Regions from separate parts of the Homo sapiens genome. Here region 1 is linked to region 2. A link is an interaction called in ENCODE POLR2A ChIA-PET data of the cell type or tissue named here. Cell type or tissue: Caco-2. All regions are shown on one strand. Each heading gives the region's core, and the rest is flanking DNA. Links, peaks and the distances in the headings are about the cores only. Region 1 overlaps ADGRD1 (adhesion G protein-coupled receptor D1). Region 2 has its middle 7.7 kb from the start of RAN.

Evidence for each region. ChIA-PET counts read pairs that join two places held together with the same protein. Peaks named below come from ENCODE experiments on the same cell type or tissue, not always from the same donor. Only the 100,000 strongest peaks of a DNase experiment are listed, where the experiment ranks them.
Region 1: POLR2A ChIA-PET joins it to region 2 with 5 read pairs; 4 of 35 experiments call an interaction of 5 or more read pairs at or near these places.

The regions. Positions count from the first base shown.
Region 1 is chr12:130,958,273-130,970,485 of GRCh38, forward strand. It overlaps ADGRD1 (adhesion G protein-coupled receptor D1), which reads left to right. Exons shown (of 25, transcript NM_198827.5): 3 at 8,191-8,274. LOC124903054 (a long non-coding RNA gene) reads right to left here. Exons shown (of 2, transcript XR_007063527.1): 2 at 11,904-12,213. Among named protein-coding and RNA genes, the nearest start is that of ADGRD1, 10 kb to the left of the region's middle. RefSeq lists an enhancer at 452-746. In Caco-2, for the core only: no CTCF peak of the experiment used is centred there; no DNase peak of the experiment used is centred there.
Region 2 is chr12:130,858,219-130,870,431 of GRCh38, forward strand. It overlaps the pseudogene RNU6-1077P. Among named protein-coding and RNA genes, the nearest start is that of RAN, 7.7 kb to the right of the region's middle. In Caco-2, for the core only: no CTCF peak of the experiment used is centred there; DNase peaks (open chromatin) are centred at 4,202 and 5,263.

The DNA of each region.
Region 1 (12,213 bases), core at 2,685-7,684, 100 kb after region 2:
CCCTGCAACCTCTGCCCCCTGGGTTCTAGTGACTCTCCTGCCTCAGTCACCCGAGCAGCTGGGACTACAGGCGCCCGTGACCAAGGCTGGCTAATTTTTGTATTTTTAGTAGAGACGGGGTTTCACCATGTTGACCAGGCTGGTCTCAAACTCCTGACCTCAGGTGATCCGCCTGCCTCGGCCTCCCAAAGTGCTGGGATTACAGGTGTGAGCCACCGCACCCAGCCCCAGTCCTTCCTTTTTGTCTTCTCTTCCGACATCTCAGGCTCTGCTCACCTCGTTTCCTGCTGAAAAGCCGCATCCCTGGCTGTCTGTGTGAAGCAGAATCTAGGGGCCTCCTTCATGCTCCAGCTTCCATCCTTGAGGCTCGCCTGCCCCCGGGCAGCTCTGGCAGAGGAAGCCTGGCCCTGGCGCGTCTCCTCAGGAGCGCTCATGACGGGCACGGGCGTCACAAACACACCAACAGAAACAACCTGTTTCCATCGCAAGAGAACAGCTCCTTAACACGTAGCATTTCATTCTAAAGAGTGCTAAACAGCTATGAAAAGCGGCCAGTTTGTCTGCACGTTGGGCCTTTCAATGATTTTACATCATCCTTGCGAGAGCCCTGCGGTGGTGTCACGCCCTCGCACCGCGGGTGGAGAAGCGTGTCTTTCAGACAGACCAAGCGATTTGCTCAAGGTCACAGGGCTCAGAGGACACAATATTAAGCCCAAGAAGCTCACAGCGTGAGGGGAATTAGGGGAGACAGACACAGACAGAGATTCTTGGAAAACAGCAGCCGAGTGGTCAGTACCGGGACATAGGTTCGCTCAGGTGCTGGGGGAGCCTTAAGGAGGAGTCTCCAGTATAGAGCGAGAGCCTGATCTTCCAAACGCCAGCCTACTTTCCACCACGGCCACACCAAACTGTAGTATTTTGTTAAAGGTTCTCAGAACTATTAAGCATTTCTTGTTTTCTGATTCTGGCACTCAGCACTGTGCCTTATGCATAGGAGACACGCAATAAATATTTGTTGGGCTGGCGCAGTGGCTCATTCCTGGAATCCCAGCACTTTGGGAGCCTGAGCCAGGAGGATCACTTGAGCCCAGGAATTCAAGACCAGCCTGGGCAACATAGTGAGACCCCACCTTTATAAAAAATAAACATTCAGCTGAGCATGGTGGTGCATGCCTCTAGTCCCAGCTACTTGGGAGGCTGAGGTGGGAGGATCACTTGAGTCCAGAAGTTTAAGGCTGCAGTGAACCGTGATCACACCACTGCACTCCAGCCTTGGTGACAGAGTGAGACCCTGTCTCAAAAAATATCTATATATTTATTGACTTGTCTGTGCACAGTCACTGAAGATTTGCTAGTCATCTGGTAAACCGCGTCAATAAAGCTAGCCAACCAGCATGCATTCGGCTCACAGGTGGCTGTTTTGGCTTGTATTACCTGGTTTGCCTGTCTACACTGGCAGAGGTAGCCAGATATTTGCCAGATCTTTACCATGTAGAGAGGTGTTTCATTTTGTAAGTAATTGCCAAACAACTTGAAATCATTTTAAGCCTTTGCATACTCTGTGCTTATCTGTGACCATAGATGGTCATTCTGGAGGCATTATAGAATGTCGTAGTTGAGGGACCGTGGGGACTATTGAGCCACTTCTCACTTTACAGGGAAGCCAGGAGGTAGGTTTGGAGAGGGAAATCCAGGGTCGGCAGAGTCCGGGCCCCTCCCCACATCTGGAAGCTTTTCCAGGGCCTCAGGCGGCCCAATTTCTTGCCTCTGCTCCCCAGGGGACAGCCTTATGAAGCTGTGATGGTTGATTAATCTGAATCCATAAATGGCACTGGCCAATAAATTGCAGGCCATTCTTAAAAAGTTTATAAGCATGCCATTTTATACATGACATTTGTAATGAGGAAAAGAGAACTTAAAACAAACCCAAAGCATGTCATTACCCAGCAGTTTCCTGGTCCTGGGGCACATGGCACAGCTGGCTCCAGCCGTTTCCAGAAGTTTGGGGCGGCTCACTTCACCCGCTCTATTTAGGGGTCTGGGAGGCCAAGCAGATAATTACAGTAATTATCATTCCTTAGATCTCCATCATGCCTTAGAGTTTCTAAAGAACTGTCAGAACTGCTAGGCCATGGCAGAAACTGGATTCTTCATCTTCATAGTATTTATAATAGAATTTTAAAAAAACAATGTTTATATCCGATTGAAGAAATGGAAATTTGGCAAATAGAGATTTTCTAAATACTAGAATTATACAGATAATTATATTCTATGTTTATTGATTTATTTATTTATTTTTGCATTTTATCATTCATTCTACCTGTATAGTTAGTTTTTAAATTGCTAACATTAAAAATTTGGGAGATTTCAAATGCAAAAATCTCTCTCTCACACACACACACACATACACACACACCTCCTGGGCCCCTTGTCTTAGACATGGAGGATACAATGTAAATAGAACATTCAAGGAACAGAGTCTGATATAGGAGACAACACACAAATATACTAACAAAAAAATCCCAAACAATAGTAAATGCCATGAGAAAACCAAATAAGGACCTGAAAGAAAGAGTGGATGGTGGTGGCGACGAAGGGGTGGCATGAGGGGAGGGGTCCTGTGAACTGAGACCTGAATCAGGATGAGCTACACAAAACGTGGGGATCAGCATTCCAGGCAGTGGGAACAGCAGGCAAAGTTATGCAGGAAAAATGAGCTCCATGTGTTGGAGGCCAAGGAGGATGGAGCCACGAAGCCAGCCCGACCATCGGCAGGGGCCGGCATTCCTCTGTGTGATATAGATTCCAGCTGGACCAAGTCAGTGCAACACTGAAGATTATTTCCCTGCAGGAAACCAAGGGATAAAGGTTTCCCTGAACGCACACAAGGAGTAAGTAACAGGGAAGGAAGAAGAATAGGGAAATCTGGAAGAAAAATGGAAAAGGAAAAATTAAAGGTTTTATTAAGTTGTTTTGAGTATTAATACTCTGTCTTTCATCTCTCTCCTATGTCTGTCTCTGACACACGCACACACCAAACTTAATAAAACATTACATATGGATGATAAATTATTTCTGAAGAACTGTGGTGATGTGGGCTGAAAATACCCCTTTTTCTCTCTGCCCTTTCCTCTCTCTCTCTCTCGTTCTTTCTCTTCCTCCCCACCCCTCCTCCATTTTCTCTCTGGCTCTGTCCCCTGCTACTTGTTTTGCAGGCTGGGGTTGTTTTGGAGTCCTCAAATGGGCCATGGTTTTGCTTGGCTGGCTGACCTGCCTAAGAAGACGTTTAGTCTTTAGAAGAGTTTGGTGAAAATCAAGGTGGTTGCAGAGTTAGGTGGTCTCATGCCACCTTCTCAATGGGAAAAATGCCACAGAGTGCCTTTTTCCCGAAAGAATGAGACTTTCTTGCTCTGATGAAACTTGTAGGACTATGAGTTATTTTACTCCTTGAGTTGGAAAAGGAACCTGTGGGCTGAATTCAGCCCATCCCATTAGCACCACACAATGTTTTATTTTAAAAAATTGCTAACATTAAAATTTTGATAGATTTTGCTTTAAAAAAAAATCTGAATTTCTGACTCTGCTTTAAAAAATGAAGACCTGACAATCCTGGGCAAAGCTTCCTGCAGAGCCGCAATGCTTCGTTCGGCATCAGGAGGCACTACTTAATTTAGACAGGGCACAGTTTTCCACGTCGCCTCCGCCTCTCCTGCCCTACGACTGCAGTGGTGCCAGCTGATGGTTTCCAGCATCTGCTCTGATGAGTCTGGCCTGTGCCTTCCAGCTTGTTAACTACCTTGGATGCCATCCCTGGACTCTGTCCAGTCACTTCTCAGGACTCGCCGTCCCCTGCGGGTGTCACAGCTTGCAGCCCCTTCATTGCTTGTTTCCAGTCAGTGTTGCTAGTTGCAAAACATCTGTGGCAACTGAGGTGTTTTACACTTGTCTGAAGTGCAGTGGTGTGGAGAGAAGGCAGTGTTCTGGCCTCAACCCTGCTCTTCTCATCACTGGCCACCTATGAACTCTGGCTGGCTTTGGGGTGAACGAGACACCATCACTTTACTCTGTCAGCCTTTCTGCCAGGACTGATTGTGGCCATTTGTAAATGGAAAGAATGGGAAGGGCTTTATCGTCCACAGGGTTTATTTTATAAAGATGAGGATTCTGAAGACACATCTGTTCTTTGTATAACAGATGTTATTTCCTTTTACAATTTTTTTTCCCAGATGACTTGAATAACAAGTCAATGAGGTTTTGTCCTCTTCAAAATGAATATCCTAGACTTTAGGGGGAAAAAAAGCACAGTGGGAATGAAAATGAATCTTTTTGATTTTTGCATTTCAGATTCTTCATATTGCATTACAATAGTAGAACTATCCCCACTGGAAATCAACTGAAGTCAGGCCTTACTTTCTAATGTGCTACTTTATCTAGATAGGGCTATTTTATTTAGAGAGTAACAAGACACTTAAGTTATTGTTTAGATACTTCTCTTTAGCTCATATTACAGAGTTAACTTTGTTCCTGGCTTACATTTTGAGCTTGTGTACATAAAACTGGAGGGACAGATGCAAATTGAAAAGTGGAACCAAGGAACAGGACACGTGTGGATGTTGGGCGCCCTGTGAACAAAAATTCAGATATTACATGGGGTGCGTCAGTTATCTGAAAATGATGGTATGTTCATAACTACCTATGGCACTTCAATTGTGAAAGCAAGCCTTAAAATATTTCTAAAGGAATACAGATTGAAAAATTCAAATAGAGGCCTGGCGCGGTGGCTCACGCCTGTAATCCCAGCACTTTGGGAGGCCGAGGCGGGCGGATCACGAAGTCAGGAGATCGAAACCATGCTGGCTAACACAGTGAAACCCCATCTCTACTACAAATACAAAAAATTAGCCAGGCGTGGTGGCGGGCGCCTGTAGTCCCAGCTACTTGGGAAGCTGAGGCAGGAGAATGGCGTGAACCCGGGAGGCGGAGCTTGCAGTGAGCCGAGATCGCGCCACTGCACTCCAGCCTGGGCGACAGAGCCAGACTCCGTCTCAAAAAAAAAAAAAAAAAAAAAAAGAAAGAAAAATTCAAATTCAAATAGAACAGAAAGATAATGCAATGTAAATCTTCTTCTTACATCTCGCACTCAGCTTTTCGATTTCTTCACTCCCAAAACAGCAGTATTGGTTTCTGCAGTATCTCTCCAGACATCTCTCTCTCTTCTTCTCTCTCCATCCCTGCCCTGAACCAACTATATTTTACACAAATAGCTCATAGTGTACACATTTTTATCATCTTTTTAAAAATTAGACAATATCAATGAAAGAATATGCCATCTAAGTTCATTTATGAACCTTAGTATTCGTCCCAGCTGTATTCCAGTCCAGAGTGTAGATGTGCCATATTTATTTAGCCAGCGCTCTGTAGATGAGCATTTAGGCTGTTCTCAGGTTTCTGATACTATTAAAAAATTCTACAACAAACAAGCCTTGCACAGAGGTCTTTGATCATATGTATGAGTGTATCTCTAGAATAAATTCCTAGAGGTGGAATTACTAGATCAAAGGGAATGTACACTTAAAATTGGGATAGATACTGCCAAATTACCCTTCAGAAGGGGTGTACTGATTTGAACTCCCATCAGAAATGTGGTGGAAGTTGCCAGCTTAGTATAGCTAACTTTTTGCTTGCCAGTCTGATGGGTGAACTCTGATAGGCTCATTGTTGTTTAATATACTTTTTAAACTTATGAGCAAGGTTGGGCATCACTTGATATATTTATACGTAATTTTTATTTCTTTTTCATTGAACTATTTGATTATCTCCTTTGCCTCAATATTCGGTTGGTTCTTTTTAATAGTAGGAGTTGTACTAATATAATACGTTTAATACCTCTAAAAAGAAATCAGTACCCTTCTGTAATATGTATTATATAATACATATTATATAATATGCACAGAAAACTTTGTTTTCTGATTGTGTTTTGTTTTATTTTATTACATGTAAATTTTGATCTATCTGGAAATTGTTCTGGTATAAAGAGTGAGGTTGGGATCTTAATTTTTTCCATGTGGTGAACTGGTTCCAATGTCTTTGTTGAATAATATTTCTCCTCTAATTTAAAAGACCAGCTTTGGGGCCAGGCGCGTTGGCTCACGCCTGTAATCCCAGCATTTTGGGAGGCTGAGGCAGGTGGATCACCTGAGGTCAGGAGTTCGAGACTAGCCCGGCCAACATGGTGAAACCCCGTCTCTACTAAAAATACAAAAATTGCCGGGCATGGTGGTCGGTGCCTGTAATCCCAGCTACTTGGGAGGCTGAGGCAGGAGAATTGCTTGAACCCAGGAGGCGGAGGTTGCAGTGAGCCGAGATCGCGCCATTGCACTCCAGCCTGGGCAACAACAGCGAAGCTCTATCTCAAAAAATAAATAAGTAAATAAAAAATAAAAGACCCTCTTTATCACAAACTGAATTTCCATATGTACTTAGGCATCTTTGTGGATTTTTCTCCCGCTGAACTGTCTATCCGCGTGTAACAATCAGCCATCTTTATTGTAGTTTCATGCTGTGCCTTATCATTGAGTGTGAATCTCCTCTCTTTATCCTCTTCTGTTTCTTCTCCAGATTTTCTTTCTTATTTTTTATATAAACTCCATAATCAGATATGTCCCCCACAAAATTCTCTCAGCATTTTTACAACAAATTTTCTAATACTCATAGATTAAAGTATAGTTTACGACATTGAGTCGGCTTTTCCAAGAATAGGTTGAATCCTTCATGCATTCGAGGGTGCTTTCACATCCCTCAGAATTATTATTTTTTATTTTCTTCATGAAAATCTTGTACAATTCTTATTCTTGTTTTCATAAATATTTTCTTTTTGTTGGCTGCACTTAGGAGAACTCTTCTTTTTTTGTAGCATTATTGTTGGAATACAGAAAAGCAATTGACATTTGTATATTAAATTTGTACAAGCCTCCTTGCTAAATTCTTTTGTTGTTTGTAATAGTGTTTCACTGACGAAATTCTTTTCTTATTTGTAATCGTTTTCCACTTTGGTTATCAGGCATACATCATTTGAAAATAATGATCTTATTATCTCCTCTTTAAAAAGTATTTTTTTTAAAAAAACAAGGACTAACATAGAGACTATTAGTCTGTCCTTTTCTATGATCTAGCAGTCGCTTGGGGCAGTTGATTATTGTTTAGTCATCTGAACCATTATTTCCACTTCTGTGAATGAATCCCAGAGGACTAATCCCCGAGAAGACTAAAATTGTATGCATAAAGCCACTCATGTCAGCGCCACCTGTACGAATAAGGATGGAAGCTATTGATTGTTCATTAACAGAAGAATGGCATAACATGTTATGGGGCAGCCACTCAAGAGACTGTTACCCAAACTCAATTATGAGGGTTAGATAGAAACAAAGAAATAATTCATATAGCATTCAATGAGAAGAGCAGAATAGAAAATAACATACCTGCATAAAGTTATGTTTACTCAAAGTATAAGGATCACGAAGGAAATTTCAAACTGAGTAATGCTTAGTGTGGAGGAAGCATAGAGGGAAAATAGAATGACCAGGATTAAATTGAGAAAGTGAGTATTGCGTCTACAATGAGCTGGCAGTGTGATTTTGTGCAAGACTTTCATTTCCTGTCTTTACAAATAGGCTAAGAATTCAATTTTCTTATAGATTATTGTTAGCATGAAGTGAGGAAGTGCTTGTTAAGGACCTCAGTGTCTGGCATACCATTCATGTTAGTTTTCTCCTCTTTTAAAATGATTTTACCCTTATTTGTTTCTATAGTGTGATTGCATTGATATTAACTCTAAAATAATGGTAAATAACAGCGGGATATGGAACATTCTTATCTTTTCCTGACATGAATGGGCAAGCTTCTAGTGTGTCACCAGTAAATGCAGTGGCTTCTGTTTTCATGCAACAAGAGGCATCTATTCCTATTTACCCTGTTTTGTCCAGTTAAGGAACTATTTACCAACTTCTAATTTAAGAGTTTCTTTTTCTAACCAAGAGTGTGTGTTGAATTTTATTAAATATGCTTTCAGTATCTCCCACAGACATGGGATCCTTTTACTCTTCCCCCATAATGTGTGTGCTAAGCGGTTCTTACCCTCTGGTTCTTTCCTCTCTAATGATGATTTAAAATTTTTATTCTTTTTTCCCCAAGGATTTCAGGTGTTGGCGTCTGCTTCCCATTACTGGCCACTGGAGAATGTGGATGGGATCCATGAACTTCAGGATACAACTGGAGGTAGAGACGCGGGTGCTGAGAGCGGCTGTGGGCGCGGGAATCCCAGGGCCATCAGGAGGCGTGGGTGCTGAGAGTGGCTGGCCTTGAAATCCCAGGGCCATTGGGGGACGTGGGTGCTGAGAGTGACTGTGGGCCGGGGAATCCCAGGGCCATCGGGGAGCAGATGTGGACACAATCTGCTTTGAAGCCACGGTGATAGAGATGAACAAATACTTGTGTAACTTCCCGTAATAGTTATTTCAAAGCTTTTTTTTTTGTAGAGATGGGGTCTTGCTATGTTGCCAGGCTGGTCTCAAGCTCCTGGCCTCAGCAATCCTCTGGCCTTGGCCTCCCAAAGTGCTGGAATTACAGGCGTGAGCCACTGTGCCAGGCCACGAAGCATTTTACTAGAATTTTTATAGAGAGAGCTATTGCGTATTGAATGGGAGAATTTCTGATTCAAAATATGATTAAAATGTGCATTTTCCCCAACAATCTTGAAACAGAAGCTGGCCTGAGGATGCCTCTATGTGCAAGTCAGGCGTCTGTTTTCTACGTTGAATGGACTAGCGTCATCTGCACACTGACCACAGCAGGGGCCTATTGATGAAGCAGATGTCAAAGGTCATGCCAACTAAGACCAACTCACATGTTTGAAGGGCCCCCGTTTCATTCAGCAAACGCATCCCCATCTACCAGTCAGCTTCCCCACACATCAGCTCCATTTGAAAAGATTAAGCATCGCCTAAGACGTTTCCAGTGAGGCCCAATTCCAAATAGTCTGTTTGAGTTCATTCAGACATTTGCTGGTAGGAGAAACCTCACATCTTTCTGGGTATTTTTTTCCCCTTTCTAATAAGGACTTTTTAAAAACCGTAAGCTTTGTATGACAGTTTTCCATTTTTATTTTTATTTACTGATTGCTCTTGATCATGTCAGATGGCTGACATGGGCGGCGAGGGTTTACCGTACAGCAATCCTAGCACGTGCTTCGGTCGTCCCTGTTCCGTGGGAGGCGTTTTATTTTTAAAACCATGTATTGCTGGTGACTGTGATTTCCACATTGACACACTGGCATTTTCCTTACTCCTGTGATTTAATGTGTTGCTGGACATCACCGCTGAAGCTTCTGAAATGTTTCCTTAAAATTTGCAAACTGAGACCCATCGGTGCTGCCTCTGTTGCTGGTGTTCTCAGACTGGGGCGCCGTTGAGGAGCACGCGCTCCGTGAAGGGCACCTGCGTGGGTGCCACGCGCTCCCTGCCCAGCATCGCTCTCATCCGCCTGCCTGTAGGGCAGCAACATGGCCACATTTGGAAACCACCCTACAGCCAGATGTCTTTTCCAAAGGGTCGGCCTGGCAGGGCTGAGAAAGCCCTTGTGCAAGTTTGTTTCACCACTGGCTCGGGTTCAAACGAACCACGTTCCCTTGTTGGCATCCAGTTTTCTTTTTTCAAGGCCTTTATTTTAAAGCCATGGAAAGGGGGTCATTTCACCAAGTGGAAATGCCTTCTTGAAACAGCTCACTGTTCCAGGACCCAGCAACTAAAATGCTAGGAGTTTTTTCAAACAAAAGCTTGAATAACTGTCAGTGTCTTTCTCTCTTCACCCCTATACCTGAACTCATTGTGGTGGCTTAAATCAGTAACTCTTGGTGCTTTGAAACCTTTACCTATGAAAAATTCTTCTCCTAAGGTGATATATTCACACAGATACAGTTACACACTGTGGCTGAATTTTGCTCCCTGAATATATTGACTTCCAGTAAAGCACTAATATATCCGTGTTAGTCCTGGAACATTGCAATGTGGAAGGTTTCTCTGCACTTCCCTACTGGATGCATTCTCTAGGTTGTAATGCTATGCTGGCATATTTGAATTGATTACAGCCTTCTTAAGGGAGAAAAGAAAAGAATAGACCCCATCAGCACATTTTGCTGCGGGGAACAGGTGAATAGCTTTGGCAAGCCTTTTGAGGATGTGCGGCTTTGTCGTTTGTTGCCGAACTCTCCGTCGTTTTGTCCATTTGTCATCATCTCACGCAGTCATTTTCATGCAGAGTGTCTGTCTCATCAGTTCTTGTGACATCATAACCATTCATCCTTTTGTTGAGCCTGTGTTATGAGTGGCCAAGTTCAATTTCATATCTCTCAACTAAGTATCTGCCTATGTGTTGGAGCCAGAAAATTAGAACTATCGCTTGCGGCCAAATTCAGCAGCCATCACGCCCTGGTGTGGGAACTGAGTGGGGCCACTGGAGTGGCCGAGCTGCTGACCAAAGTAAACAAGGGTGGTGGAGGCTGGGGGATGTGAGGTCCGAAGAGAAAGTCCAGGGTGCTCTTGGATGAAAGAGCCCCTCCTGGTGCCTGCTGCAGGTTGAGAGATATGTTGGTCCCATTTGTCTTTTGTCTCACTCACTTGCTGTGCTTTTTCTTTTTGTTGTTTCACCCAGCGTCCCGAACCCACAAGCTCACTGTGCTTCCTTCCCGTAATGCTACTTTTGTGTATTCCAATGATTCTGCCTACTCAAATCTCTCTGCAACTGTAGGTGAGCATTTATGTACTTTTGTTCTTCGTTCTGTCAAGTTTGGATCTACGATGAATTCTAAGGCCAATTCTGTTTGGTAGTATCTGAATTCACTATGTCTTGGCTAGCAAGTGAGCAAATGTCCCAGTCAAGACAGCAGATCCAAGGTGTTAAAAAATAACCACTAGGGTTAAGTCTAAAGGAAGATTGCAATACATTAGAACAGGGGTCCCCAGTCCCTGGGCCACAGACTGGCAGCAATCCGTAGCCTGTTAGGAACTGGGCTGCACAGCAGGAAGTGAGTGGTGGGTGAGTGAGTGAAGCTTCACCTGTATTTACAGCTGCTCCCTATCGCTCACATTACCGCCCGAGCTCCACCTCCTGTCAGATCAGCAGCAGCATTAAATTCTCTTGGGAGCACAAACCCTACTGTGAACTGCACATGTGAGGGATCTAGGTTGCATGCTCCTTATGAGAATCTAATGCCCGATGATCTGTCACTGTCTCCCATCACCCCCAGAGGGGACCGTCTAGTTGCAGGAAAATAAGCTCAGGGCTCCCCCGATTCTACGTGATGGTGAGTTGTACAATTATTTCATTACATATTGTAATATAATAATAACAGAAATAAAGTGCACAATAAATGTAATGCACTTGAATCATCCCGAAACCAACCTCTCCAACCCATCCATGGAAAAATTGTCTTCCATGAAACCGGTCCCTGGTGCCAAAAATGCTGGGGACCACTGCACTAGAAGGTATATATATTCTTTCAAGTTCCCAGGATTGTCTAAGCCAGCTGCTTGTTTTCAGAACAAAACAGACCCAAGATGAGACCTTTTCTAGACATAGAGATTGTTTGGATTTTTAAATGAATTGTCTTCTTTGGGGGAGGAAAAGCATGCCATTTTAATGGAAAATTAAAGTTAATTTAAAAATACCTCATCAAACATTTGATTTCTTATAAACATTAAAATCAGCATTTCGTCTGTAGCTGGACTTTAAAAAAATCATTAAAAGCTGTTTGTGAAACATATACCCACAAGAATCATAGTTAAATTATTGTCTTATCTGATAACCTCCAGAGCCTACATGGCTCAACATGAAGCTCAAAGCAAAAGGGGTAGTAGCAACTGAGGCATTTATTAGATCAGCATAGAAGCCAGTTCTGACCCTGTCAATCTTACCCTGTGATCCTTTTCAACACAAAAACTGACTGCTCTTTCAACTGTAAGGTGATTGGCTTCCAAAATTAATGTTTCCAGTCAAGCAGTCTGACTTAGGGGTTTATACAGCCTAGCTCAATTACGCAACCACTAGTGATCCATTTAACCTTGCAATATATAGGTGTCCCTCAGCAAAAATGGGATAAAATTTAAAAATGAGTTTAAAAGCAGTAAGGAAAAACACTGAGGTCCCTTGAGTCGGTTATCC
Region 2 (12,213 bases), core at 2,458-7,457:
ACCTTTCATGCAAATACAAATTCTCTCTCGCCATGGAAGGGGACATTGACACTTTCCAGCGACCAGGGCAGGGACCTCCTTGTGGCCATTATTGGCTACCACAGTTTTCAGAGAATTATTTCATGTATCAGTTTATGTGAATGAGAAGGAAACAGCATGAACTTCTTCACACATCTTGACTTTTGTTTAACTTGTTTATTTATTTACTTACTTATTTATAGAGGCTGGTCTCGAACTCCTGGGCTCAAGTGATCCTCCCACCTTGGCCTCCCAAAGTACTGGGATTACACGCGTGAGCCACCACACCCAGGGACTTTCCACATTAACCAATCAAATATTTTCTATTTATTTTAAATAGAATTTAAAAATTGAAACCACGGTGTGACACCATTTTCCCAACTTCTAGTGAAAACAGAAATAGAAAACACACACTTTCAGTTGGGCATGGTGACTCATGCCTGTAATTCCAGCTACTCAGGAGTCTGAGGTGGGAGGGTCCCCTGGTCCCAGTAGTTTCAGGGACACCTGGGCAACATAGTGAGACCCGATCTCTATTAAAAAAAAAGAAAAAAAGGCCAGGCACTGTGGCTCACGCCTGTAATCCCAGCACTTTGGGAGGCCAAGGCAAGAGGATCACTTGAGGTCAGGAGTTCAAGACCAGCCTGGCCAACATGGCAAAACCCTGTCTCTATTAAAAATACAAAAAGATTAGCCAGGCATGGTGGTGGGTGCCTGTAATCCCAGCTACTTGGGAGGCTGAGGCAGGAGAATTGCTTGAACCCAGGAGGCAGAGGTTGCAGTGAGCCAAGATTGCACCACTGCACTCTAGCCTGGGTGACAGAGCTAGACTACATCTTACAAAAAAAAAAAAAAAATACACACCTCTTTGGCCTAGCAATTCCCTTTTAGGAATCTAAAGATCCATAAAATAAAAGCCCCAGTGTGCAAGCACATATGTTTAAGGCTATTAACTGCTGCATTGTTTTCGTGGGAAAGCGAGCTAGAAAAGCCTGAAGGTCTATTGGTAGTGGAAGGTCTGAATAACTTGGGCTTCAGCAATGCAGTGACTCTTGTGTACAGCAGAGAGTCATATCAGATGAGCCAGCAGTGCTGCGGCTGCCCCACCTCCACCCAGGTGAGGTCATGTACCAGGCTCCTGAAACACACTGTGGGGACCCACAGGGGAAAGCGGCCACCCGGCTAGCCTTCAACTCGTGCCCTGGTTCTGAACTATTCTACCAAAGTATATTCTGAATTTATATATAAGCAAATATAATATATTTACATGTGTATGTAAATACACATATATGTATTTCATTTTGTTTTGTTTTTTGAGGTGGAGTCTCCCTCTATCACCCAGGCCAGAGTGCAGTGGCACAATCTCGGCTCACTGCAACCTCCTCCTCCTGGGTTCAAACGATTCTCTTGCCTCAGCCTCCTGAGTAGCTGGGACTACAGGAACATGCCACAACATCTGGCTAATTTTTGTATTTTTAGTAGAGATGGAGTTTCACCATGTTGGCCAGGCTGGTCTCAAACTCCTGACCTCAGGTGGTCTGCCCACCTAGGCCTCCCAAACTGCTGTGATTACAAGTGTGATCCACTGTGCCCGACCAATATACAAGTGTTTATTTATTTATTTTTATTTTTTTGAGGTGGGGTCTCGCTCTGTTGCCCAGGCTGGAGTGCAGTGGTGCAACCTTGGGTCACTGCAACCTCTGCTTCCCATTCTCAAGCAATTCTCCTGACTCAGCCTCGCGAGTAGCTGGGATTACAGGCGCGCACCATCACACCCAGCTAATTTTTATATTTTAGTACAGACGGGGTTTCGCCATGTTGGCCAGGATGGTCTCGAACTCCTGACCTCAAGTGATCCACCCGCCTCGGCCTCCCAAAGTGCTGGGATTACAGGCGTGAGCCACCATGTGCCTGGCCAGTATACACATATTTCTAAAACCTGTGCTGTGGGTTGAATTGTGTCTCTCAAAGATGTGTTGAAGTTCTTCTCCCCTGTACCCATGAATGTGGCCTGTTTTGGAAATAGGGTCTTTACAGAGGTAATGGAGTTAAGATGAGGTCATCAGGGTGGGCCCTAATCTGGTGACTGGAGTCCTTCTAAGGAAAGACAGAGACGGAGATACACAGAGACAGAGACGCCTCACATTCACAGGCGACAGGGAGACACTCAGGGAAAAGACTGCCACGTGACTGGAGTGATATGTCTACAAGCCAAGGAGAACCAAGGGTTGCCCGCAATGCCAGAGGCTAAGAGAAAGGCACAGGACGGAGTCTCCCCTCGAGACGCCAGAGGGCCACGGCCCTGCCCACACCTCAATTTCAGGCTTCTACCCTCCTGAACTGTGAAAGAATAAATTTCTGTTATTGTAAGTTACTGGTGTGTGGTGTTTTGTTATGGCAGCCCTGGGAAGCTGATGGTACCCTATAATTATCTTATGAATAGCACAGTTATGTGGCACTGGGTGTTGGTATGTCTTAGAAGAGTCAGTAAAAGCAAGAATTCAAAATGGTCCACAATTTTTGAAACCCTAAAAATAATACTGAAAATTTAACTATATAGTGGAAGATGTAATAGGTACATTTTGAAACTCTATGTCTGTGAAGTGCCCCAGGCATCTCTCAACCTTTGAGAAGTTCTGTTATATTCTTATGCTTTCCTACATTTTTTTCTGTCCTCCTTAATTAGACTAGATTCTCCTAAAGTGACAGGTAACACTGAATGAAAGATGTTACTGGCTGGGTGCCATGGCTCACGCCTGTAATCCCAGCACTTTGGGAGGCTGAGGAGGTCGAATTACCTGAGGTTAGGAGTTCGAGATCAGCCTGGCCAACATGGTGAAACCCCATCTCTACTAAAAATACAAAAATTAGCCAAGCATGGTAGGATACCTGTAATCCCAGCTACTCAGGAGGCTGAGGCAAGTAAATCGCTTGAACCCAGGATGGGGAGGTTGCAGTGAACTGAGATTGTGCCACTGCACTCCAGCCTGGGTAACAAAGCGATACTCCATCTCAAAATAAAAAATAAAAAACACATTACTGTTGGCCCTAACGGGGGCAGTTGTCTTATTCCATTTAGGCTGTTATAACAGAATACCATACATTGAGTGGCTTATAAACAATAGAAACTCCTTTCTCATAGTTCTGGAGGCTGGGAAGTCCAAGATCAAGGCACCAGCACATAGGGTGTCTGCTGAGGACCCACTGTCTTGTTCAAAGATGGTGCCTTCTGGTTCATAGACTTTTCACTGCTATAGTCTCCATTGGATTTGATAAATTGAAAAAAGTGAATTATAGATTATATAATTCATAAATGTATTGTTAAATATACTTTAAAAGATTACCAAAAACAGCGATATGTGGAAATAGTCAAAGAACCCAGAAAAATACACCCAATAAGTGAATTAATAATAGAGTTCATTTAACAACAACATATACAGAAATAAAAGTACTAGCAATGAAAACACACAAAGTTGTAAATTATATTGTGCCATGCACAAAATTAAGAATTTTTTTTTTTTTTTTTTTGAGACAGAGTCTTGCTCTGTCACCCAGGCTGGAGTGCAGTGGTGTAATCTCGGCTAACTACAACCTTCACCTCCCGGGTTCAAGTGATTCCCCTGCCTCAGCCTCCCAAGTAGCTAGGACTACAGCCATGCACCACCTCACCCAGCTAATTTTTGTATTTTTAGTAGAGACGGGTTTTTACCATGTTGGCCAAGATGGTCTCGATCTCTTGACCTTGTGATCTGCCCACCGCAGCCTCCCAAAGTGCTGGGATTACAGGCGTGAGCCACTGTGCCCAGCCAAAATTAAGAATTTTTAACATTCATTCATTGGCAGCGTTTTGCCATATTGCCCAGGCTGGTCTTGAACTCAGGTGGTGGAATGGGTGAGGGAGCTCCCTGGTGTCCCTTTGTTAAAGGCACTAATCCTATTCGTGAGGGCCCCACCCTCTTGACCTAATCACCTTTCAAAGGCCCCACCTCCTAATACCATCACCTTCAGGGTTAGGATCAGAACAGATGAGTTTTGGGGGAGGAAACATTCAGACCACAGCAGAGGCTCCTTGCCCTCACCCTAACCCCGAGCTTCCACAATAACAAAGCCAGCATGTTCGCCTCTCTGCACCTGGCTGAGCCCTCCTCCTTCTCTCCTGTGCTCACCTGCCTCAGCCAGCTGGGTTCCTTGCTGTCCCAGGACAGCTCCAGGCAGTCTCCCGCCTTGGGGCCTTTGCACTTGCCCCTCCCTTTTGCTGGAATTCTCTTCCTCCAAATATCTGCATGGCTCCTTCCTTCACCTTCTGTGGGTCTCTGCTCAAACATTACCATCTTAGGGAAGGTCTCTTGGGCACCCGACCTGCACAACCACCTCCTTCCTTCGACCGTCTGTATGTTTTTTGTTTGTTTGTTTGTTTGTTTTGAGATGGAGTCTCCCTCTGTTGCCCAGGCTGGAGTGCAGTGGTGCAATCTCGGCTCACTGCAACCTCCGCCTCCTGGATTCAAGCAATTCTCCTGCCTCAGCCTCCTGAGTAGCTGGGATTACAGGTGCTCGCCACCACACCTGGGTAATTTTTGTATTTTTAGTAGAGATGGGGTTCCACCATGTTGGCCAGGCTGGTCTTGAACTCCTGACCTCAGATTATCCACCCGCCTCGGCCTCCCAAAGTGCTGGATTACAGGGGTGAGCCACGGCGCCCGGCCTGTATGTTCTTTTTTACACAGAGTCTCACTCTCTGTCACCCAGGCTAGAGTGCAGTGGCGGGATCTCAGTTCACTGCAACCTCTGCCTTGCAGGCTCAAGCAGCTTTCCTGTCTCAGCCTCCCGAGTAATCAGGACTACAGGTACACACCACCATGCCCAGCTAATTTTTGTATATACTGTAAAGATGGAGTGTCACCAGCCCAGGCTGGTCATAAACTCCTGGCCTCAAGTGATCCACCCACCTGAGCTTCCCAAAGTGCTGGGATTACAGTTGTGAGACCGGCCTGTATTTTCTTTAACTACTTTATTTTTCACCTTAGTAATTATCACTATTTCATAGATGTTACTTAATTCTCAGGTTCGTTTTCTGTCTGTTTTACTGAATGTCCCAGTCCCTGGAGAGTGCCTGGTACACAGCAGATGCTCAATAAATATTAGGTGGGTGAACTAATACATCTGTGCATTTTTCATCCCTCTTAGACTCAGTAGAGTTTCGCAACTCAAACAGTTCAGGGCTCAGGCAGGTAAGCAAACATGCAGAACAGGCTGAGCACCAGATGACAAGGGGCAAATGGCTTGAGGCCTGCGTCTGAGATTTAACAGGGAATGGCGGGCTAGGGGCAATGGCAGCTGGCAGCATTTGCCCCGTCTGTAGGGGGCAGTGGCTATATACCTCCAGAAGGTTGTAGCCACACAAGAAAGGAGGCTCAATGCCTTCCAATCTTATTATGATTTTCAAAGGAATCCAGATACCTGGATTTTATGTGAAATATCCTTTTCTTTCATATTAGTTATCTATTACTGTGTAACAAAGTACTCAGTACATTAACAAAGTACATTAACAAAGTTAATGGCTTGAAACAACAATCAACCCTTTTTATCTCACACAGTTTCTATGTGACTTAACTGGATCCAGGTCTCATGAAATTTGCAGGTAAAATGTCAGCTAAGGCTACAGTCACCTGAAGGCTGGACCAGCGCTGGAAGATTTTATTTCAGGATGGCGCGCTCATGTGGCTGGCAGGTTTTCCAGTGTTTTGCTTTGTTTTTTTGAGACCAGGTCTCTCTCTGTTGCTCAGGCTGGAGGGCAGTGGCAGGATCATAGCTCACTGCAGCCTTGATGTCCTGGGCCCAAGCAATACTCTGGCCTCAGCCTCCTGAGTAGCTGGGACTACAGGCGCAGACCATCACGCTTAGCTAAATTTTTTTATTTTTATTTTTTGTAGAGACAGGGTCTCACTATGTTGCCCTGGCTGGACTCAAACTCCTGGGTTCAAGTAATTCTCCTGCTTTGGCCTCCCAAAGTGCTGGGGTTACAGGGATGAGCCACCGCACCTGGCTGGCTGGCGGGTTTATATGGGCTCTTTGCAGTGGACTTCAGATTTTTGTCACAAGAACCTGTCCATAGGGCTGTGTTTGTCCTCACAATACGGTGACCAGGTCCACACAGAGTGAGTGATTCTAGCCACAGAGCCCCTGTGACCTACTTTCCAAAGTAACACACTGTCAATTATGACATATTCCACTTGTTATAAATAAGTTGCTAAGTCCAGCCCACACTCAAGGAGACATTAATTAGAATCAACCTTTTCAATGGAGGGGGATCAAAGAATTTCCAGACATAAAACCATCCAATCTTAAAACGCTGTCAATGAGTTCAGATGGAAAGCATGTTGTTACTCACCCCAGCACAGGTCAGATGACGCCCTTGAAGGTTCTGTTTCGTATGGGCCACCAAAGAGTACACTCAGCACTATTTTCATCTTTATTTATTTTTTATTTTTTAAATATTTATTTAAATTTTTTTTTTATTTTTTAAATTAAAAAAAAAAATACAGGCTGGACACGGTGACTCATGCCTGTAATCCCAGCACTTTGGGAGGCTGAGGTGGGTGGATCACCTGAGGTCAGGAGTTCAAGACCAGCCTGGCCAACATGGTGAAACCCCGTCTCTACTAAAAATACAAAAATTAGCCAGGCATGGTGGCACATGCCTGTAGTCCTAACTATTCCAGAGGCTGAGGCAGGAGAATCGCTTGAACCCAGGAGGCAGAGGTTGCAGTGAGCTGAGCTGAGATCATGCCACTATACACCAGCCTGGGTGACAGAGTGAGACTCTGTCTAAAAAAAAAAAAGATAAAATAAAATTTTAAAAGATTTTAAACAATTCTATTTAAACATTTTATTAAAACCTTAAGGGCCGGGCAAGGTGGCTCACACCCGTAATCCCAGCACTTTGGGAGGCTGAGGCGGGCGGATCATGAGGTCAGGAGATCGAGACCATCCTGGCTAACACGGTGAAACCCTGTCTCTACTAAAAATACAAAAAAATTAGCCGGGTGTGGTGGTGGGCACCTGTAGTCCCAGCTACACGGGAGGCTGAGGCAGGAGAATGGCGTGAACCTGGGAGGCAGGGCTTGCAGTGAGCCCAGATCGCACTATTGCACTCCAGCCTGGGCAACAGAACGAGACTCCATCTCAAAAAAAAACCTTAAAAAATTATAGAGACGAGGTCTCACTATGTTGCCCAAGCTGGTCTTGACCTCCTGGATTCAAGTGATCCTCCCACCTCAGCCTCCCAAAGTGCTGGGATTACAGGCATAAGCCACTGTGTCCAGCCTTTATTTTTAAATTAAAAAAAAATTTTGAGTCAGGGTCACGCTCTGTCACCCAGGCTGGAGTGCAGTGTATGCAAAGATTAGTCTTTGCCATGAAGTACCATTATTAACATTCAATAGGCCTGCATATTTATTATTATTATTATTTTTTTTTGATAAGAGTCTTGCTCTGTTGCGAGGCTGGAGTGCAGTGGCTCAATCTCAGCTCACTGCAACCTCCGCCTCCCGGGTGTCTCATGGGTTCAAGCAATTCTCCTGCCTCAGCCTCCCGAGTAACTGGGATTACAGGCACCCGCCACCATGCCTGGCTAATTTTTTGTATTTTTGGTAGAGATGGGGTTTCGCCTTGTTGGCCAGGCTGGTCTCGAACCTCTGGCCTCAGGTAGTCCACCTGCCTCAGCCTCCCAAAGTGCTAGGATTACAGGCGTGAGCCACCATGCCTGGCCTATTATTTTCATTAGAATATAATGCTGCTGTGTCTCATTCCTCTTTCTGTATTCAGAAGGGGTCAAGAGTCATTCATTCACCTAGAAGGCACACACCTGTAATCCAAGCTACTTGGGAAGCTAAGAGAAGAGGTTCATTTGAGCCCAGGAGTTCGAGGCTGCAGTGAGCTATGATCATGCCACTGTACTCCAGCCCGGGCAACAGAGCAAGACTGTGTCTCTAAAAAACAAAACAAAAAAAGAGTAATTTATTCAATATTTCAATAAATATTGTTTAAGCATACGTTATGTGACAGGCTCTGCGCTAGATACTTTGAATGTCATGACATGGTATGCCACTTATTTTAGTGAAGAAAAGAAAGATTGAAAAACGAGCACGTAAATAATTAAGCAATATGTTCTCAATAATGTGCTCTGAAGAAAAGAAAGTGGGTGCTGAAGTGGAGAAAGCCTAGGGGTGGTCAGGGGACTGAAAGGTGAGAAGGAGCCAGCCAGGCTAAGATATGTGGAGAAGAGCATCTTGTTTATTTGTTTATTTGAGACAGGGTCTTGCTTTGTTGCCCAGGCTGGAGGGCAGTGGCTCGATTATGGCTCACTGCAGCCTCCAACTCTCAGGCTGAAATGATTCTCCTGCCTCAGCCTCCCAAGTAGCTGGGATTACAGGCATGTGCCACTACACGTGGCTAATTTTTGTATTTTTAGTAGAGACGGGGTTTCACCATATTGGCCAGGCTGGTTTGAACTCCTAACCTCAAGTGATCTGCCCGCCTTGGCCTCCCAAAGTGCTGGCATTACAGGCATGAGCCACCGTGCCCAGCCAAGGGAAGATACTTTTAAACAGAGGGACCAGTAAGTGCAAAGGCCCTGTGGCAGGAATAAATTTGGCTGGGGTAAGATACAGAAAGTCTTGTGAGGTTACAGGGAGAGAGGCAGGAGACGAGGTGGGAGAGGTAGGCATGAGCTAGAGCCCATAGTACCTCCCTGGCTACAGATTTCATGGATCTAAGTGAGACAGATAGAAAACTACTGCAGGTTTTACCAGTGGAGGAGGATGATCTGATTTTTTTTTTTTTTGACAGAGTCTCGCTCTGTCACCCAGGCTGGAGTGTAGTGGCGCAATCTCGGCTCACTGCAAGCTTCGCCTCCCGGGTTCACGCCATTCTCCTGCCTCAGCCTCCCGAGTAACTGGGACTACAGTCACCCACCACCATGCCCGGCTAATTTTTTGTATTTTTAGTAGAGACGGGGTTTCACCATGTTAGCCAGGATGGTCTTGATCTCCTGACCTCATGATCCGCCAACCTCGGCCTCCCAAAGTGCTGGGATTACAGGTGTGAGCCACCACACCCTGCCTCTGATATGGTTTTAAAAGATCACTCTGGGTCACATGCAGTGGCTCATGCCTGTTATCTCAATACTTTGAGAAGTTAAGGCAGGAAAATTGTTTGTGGCCAGAAGTTTGAGATAAGCCTGGGCAATGTAGCAAGACCCCATCTCTACAAAAAAGAAAATAAATTGCTGGGTGTGGTGGTGCCTGCCTGTATTCCCAGCTACTCGGGGGGCTGAGGTGAGTGGATCATTTGACCCCAGGAGCTCAAGGTTGCAGTGAGTCATGATCTCGCCACTGCACTCCAACCCTGGTGACAGAGAAATACCCTGTCACTACAAAACAAAATCCACCCTGTGCCTCCTGATCTGAGACACTAAGAAGGACACAACATCACTTTTGTGGTTTTCCTACCCAAACTGCATAACCTGTATCTAATCATGAGCTAGTATCAGAGAAATCCAAATGAAAGGACAGTCTACAAAATACCTGGCCTCTAAAATACTCTGCAAGGCCAGGCGTGGTGGCTCACGCCTGTAATCCCAGCACTTTAGGGGGCCCAGGTGGGTGGATCCCCTGAGGTCAGGAGTTTGAGACCAGCCTGGCTAACATGGTGAAAACCCATCTCTACAAAAAATACAAAAATTAGCCAGGTGTGGTAGCAGGCACCTGTAATCCCAGCTACACAGGAGGCTGAAGCAGGAGAATCACTTGAACCCGGGAGGCAGAGGTTGCAGTGAGCTGAGATCGCACCACTGCACTCCAACCTGGGCGACAGAGCAAGACTCTGTCTTGGGGGAAAAAAAATACTCAGCCGGGCGCGGTGGCTCATGCCTATAATCCCAGCGCTTTGGGAGGCCGAGGCAGGCAGATCACGAGGTCAAGAGACCGAGACCATCCTGACCAACATGGTACATCGTGAAACCCCGCCTCTACTAAAAATTCAAAAATTAGGTGGGTATGGTGGCGTGCGCCTGTAGTCCCAGCTACTCAGGAGGCTGAAGCAGGAGAATGCCAGAACTCGGGAGGTGGAGATTGCAGTGAGCCAAGATCATGCCAGTGCACTCCAGCCTGGCAACAGAGAGAGATTCTGTCTCAAAAAAACCAAAAAAAAACTCTGCAAAAAGTGTCAAGGTCATGAAAGATAAAGAAAGGCTGAAGGACTTGTAGATGGAAATAGACTAAGGAGGCTGACAAGCAAACGTTCCATGCAATCCCGGACTGGATCCTAAACCAGGCAAATGGTGTTAGTGAGACATCTGACAGTTAAGGGTCGAGATTAGATAATCAAATTAGAGCAATGTTAACTGCCTGATTTTGATAAGTGTACAGTGGTTATGTAACAGAATGTCCTTGGTTTTAAGAACTGCACATCAAAGGGCATCCTGTTTGCCACTTACCTCAAACATTTCAGAGAAAAAAAGTCATATATATACACACACACCTAATTACGTCTTTATAAAATCACATATAGGTATATAGGTGAGATCAGCTGGGGCAACATAGTGAGACCCCATTGCTACAATAAAATAAATAAAAAATTAGCTGGGCCTGGTGGCACATGCCTGTAGTCCCAGCTACTAAGCAGGCTGAGGTGGGAGGATCACTTGAGCCCAGGAGTTCCAGGCTGCAGTAAGCCACTATGCTCCAGCCTGTGTGACAGAGACCCTGTCTCTAAAAAAAAAACTAGAGACTAAGGAGGCCTGAGAAACAAGTTAAAAGCGTAACATGCAATCCTCGACTGGATTCTTGTAGGGGAAAAAACGCCAAAAGGTATAAACACTGATGTTCTCATCACCCAGAATTATACAAATGGTTAATATATTGTCACCTTGCTTTGATTACCATTTTTAAAATTAATTTTCTTTCTTGTTTTTTTTTTAGAGACATGGGTTTCACCATGTTGCCCAGGCTGGTCCTAAACTCCTGAGCTCAAGTGATCCATCTGCCTTGGCCTCCCAAAGTGCTCGGATTACAGGCGTGAGTCACTGCACCCAGCCTGATTAGATGGAGTTTTGCTCTGTCGCCCACGCTGGAGTGCAGTGGTGCGATCTCTGCTCACTGTAAGCTCCACCTCCCGGGTTCACGCCATTCTCCTGCCTCAGCCTCCCGAGTAGCTGGGACTACAGGCACCCGCCACCACGCCCAGCTAATTTTTTGTATTTTTAGTAGAGACGGGGTTTCACCGGTTTAGCCAGGATGGTCTCGATCTCCTGACCTCGTGATCTGCCCGCCTTGGCCTCCCAAAGTGCTGGGATTACAGGCGTGAGCCACCGTGCCCGGCCCTGATTACCATTTTTTAAAAAAGAAATGGAACATTGCAGGTAAGGTTAAACTCTTCTATGACCTCTCTCCGCAGTTCCTGGGTGACAAGAGCGAGAATCTGTCTCAAAAAAAAAAAAAAAAAAAAAAGAAGAAGAAAAAAAATTGTCATCCTTGCGCAGGGGCCATGCTAATCTTCTCCGTATCATTCCAATTTTGGTATACGTGCTGCCAAAGTGACCACTCGATTACCTATTCCAATATAATGAAACCCTGTTTCTACTAAAAATAAAAATAAGATAAAAATAAAAAAAATAGCTGGGTGTTGTGGCGCATGCCTGTAATCCCAGCTACTCAGGAGGCTGAGGCAGGAGAATCACTTGAACCTGGGAGGCGGAAGTTGCAATGAGCCGAGATCGCACCACTGCACTCCAGCCTGAGCGAGAGTGAGGCTGTCTCAAAAAAAAAAAAAAAAGGAAATAGAACATTGCAGGTAAAGTTAAAGTCTTCTTTGACTCCTCTTCTCAGTTCCATCACACTCCTTTCTACCCTTTCTTGAAGCAATAACCATCAGGATATGGTATATAGATCCTTGCAGTCAATTAAAAAAAACAACAAAATACATATATCCAATAGCCAATATGCTTTTGTTTTATGTGTATTTGTAAAAAATATACATAAATGACATTATACTATATATATAATCCCTCTAGATAAAGTTACATATAGTGTTAGGTTTTATGTATTAATTTTTGAAAACAGGGTCTTGCTCTGTCTCCCAGGCTGGAGTGCAATGGTGAGATCATTGCCCATTGCAGCCTGTAACTCCTGGGTTTAA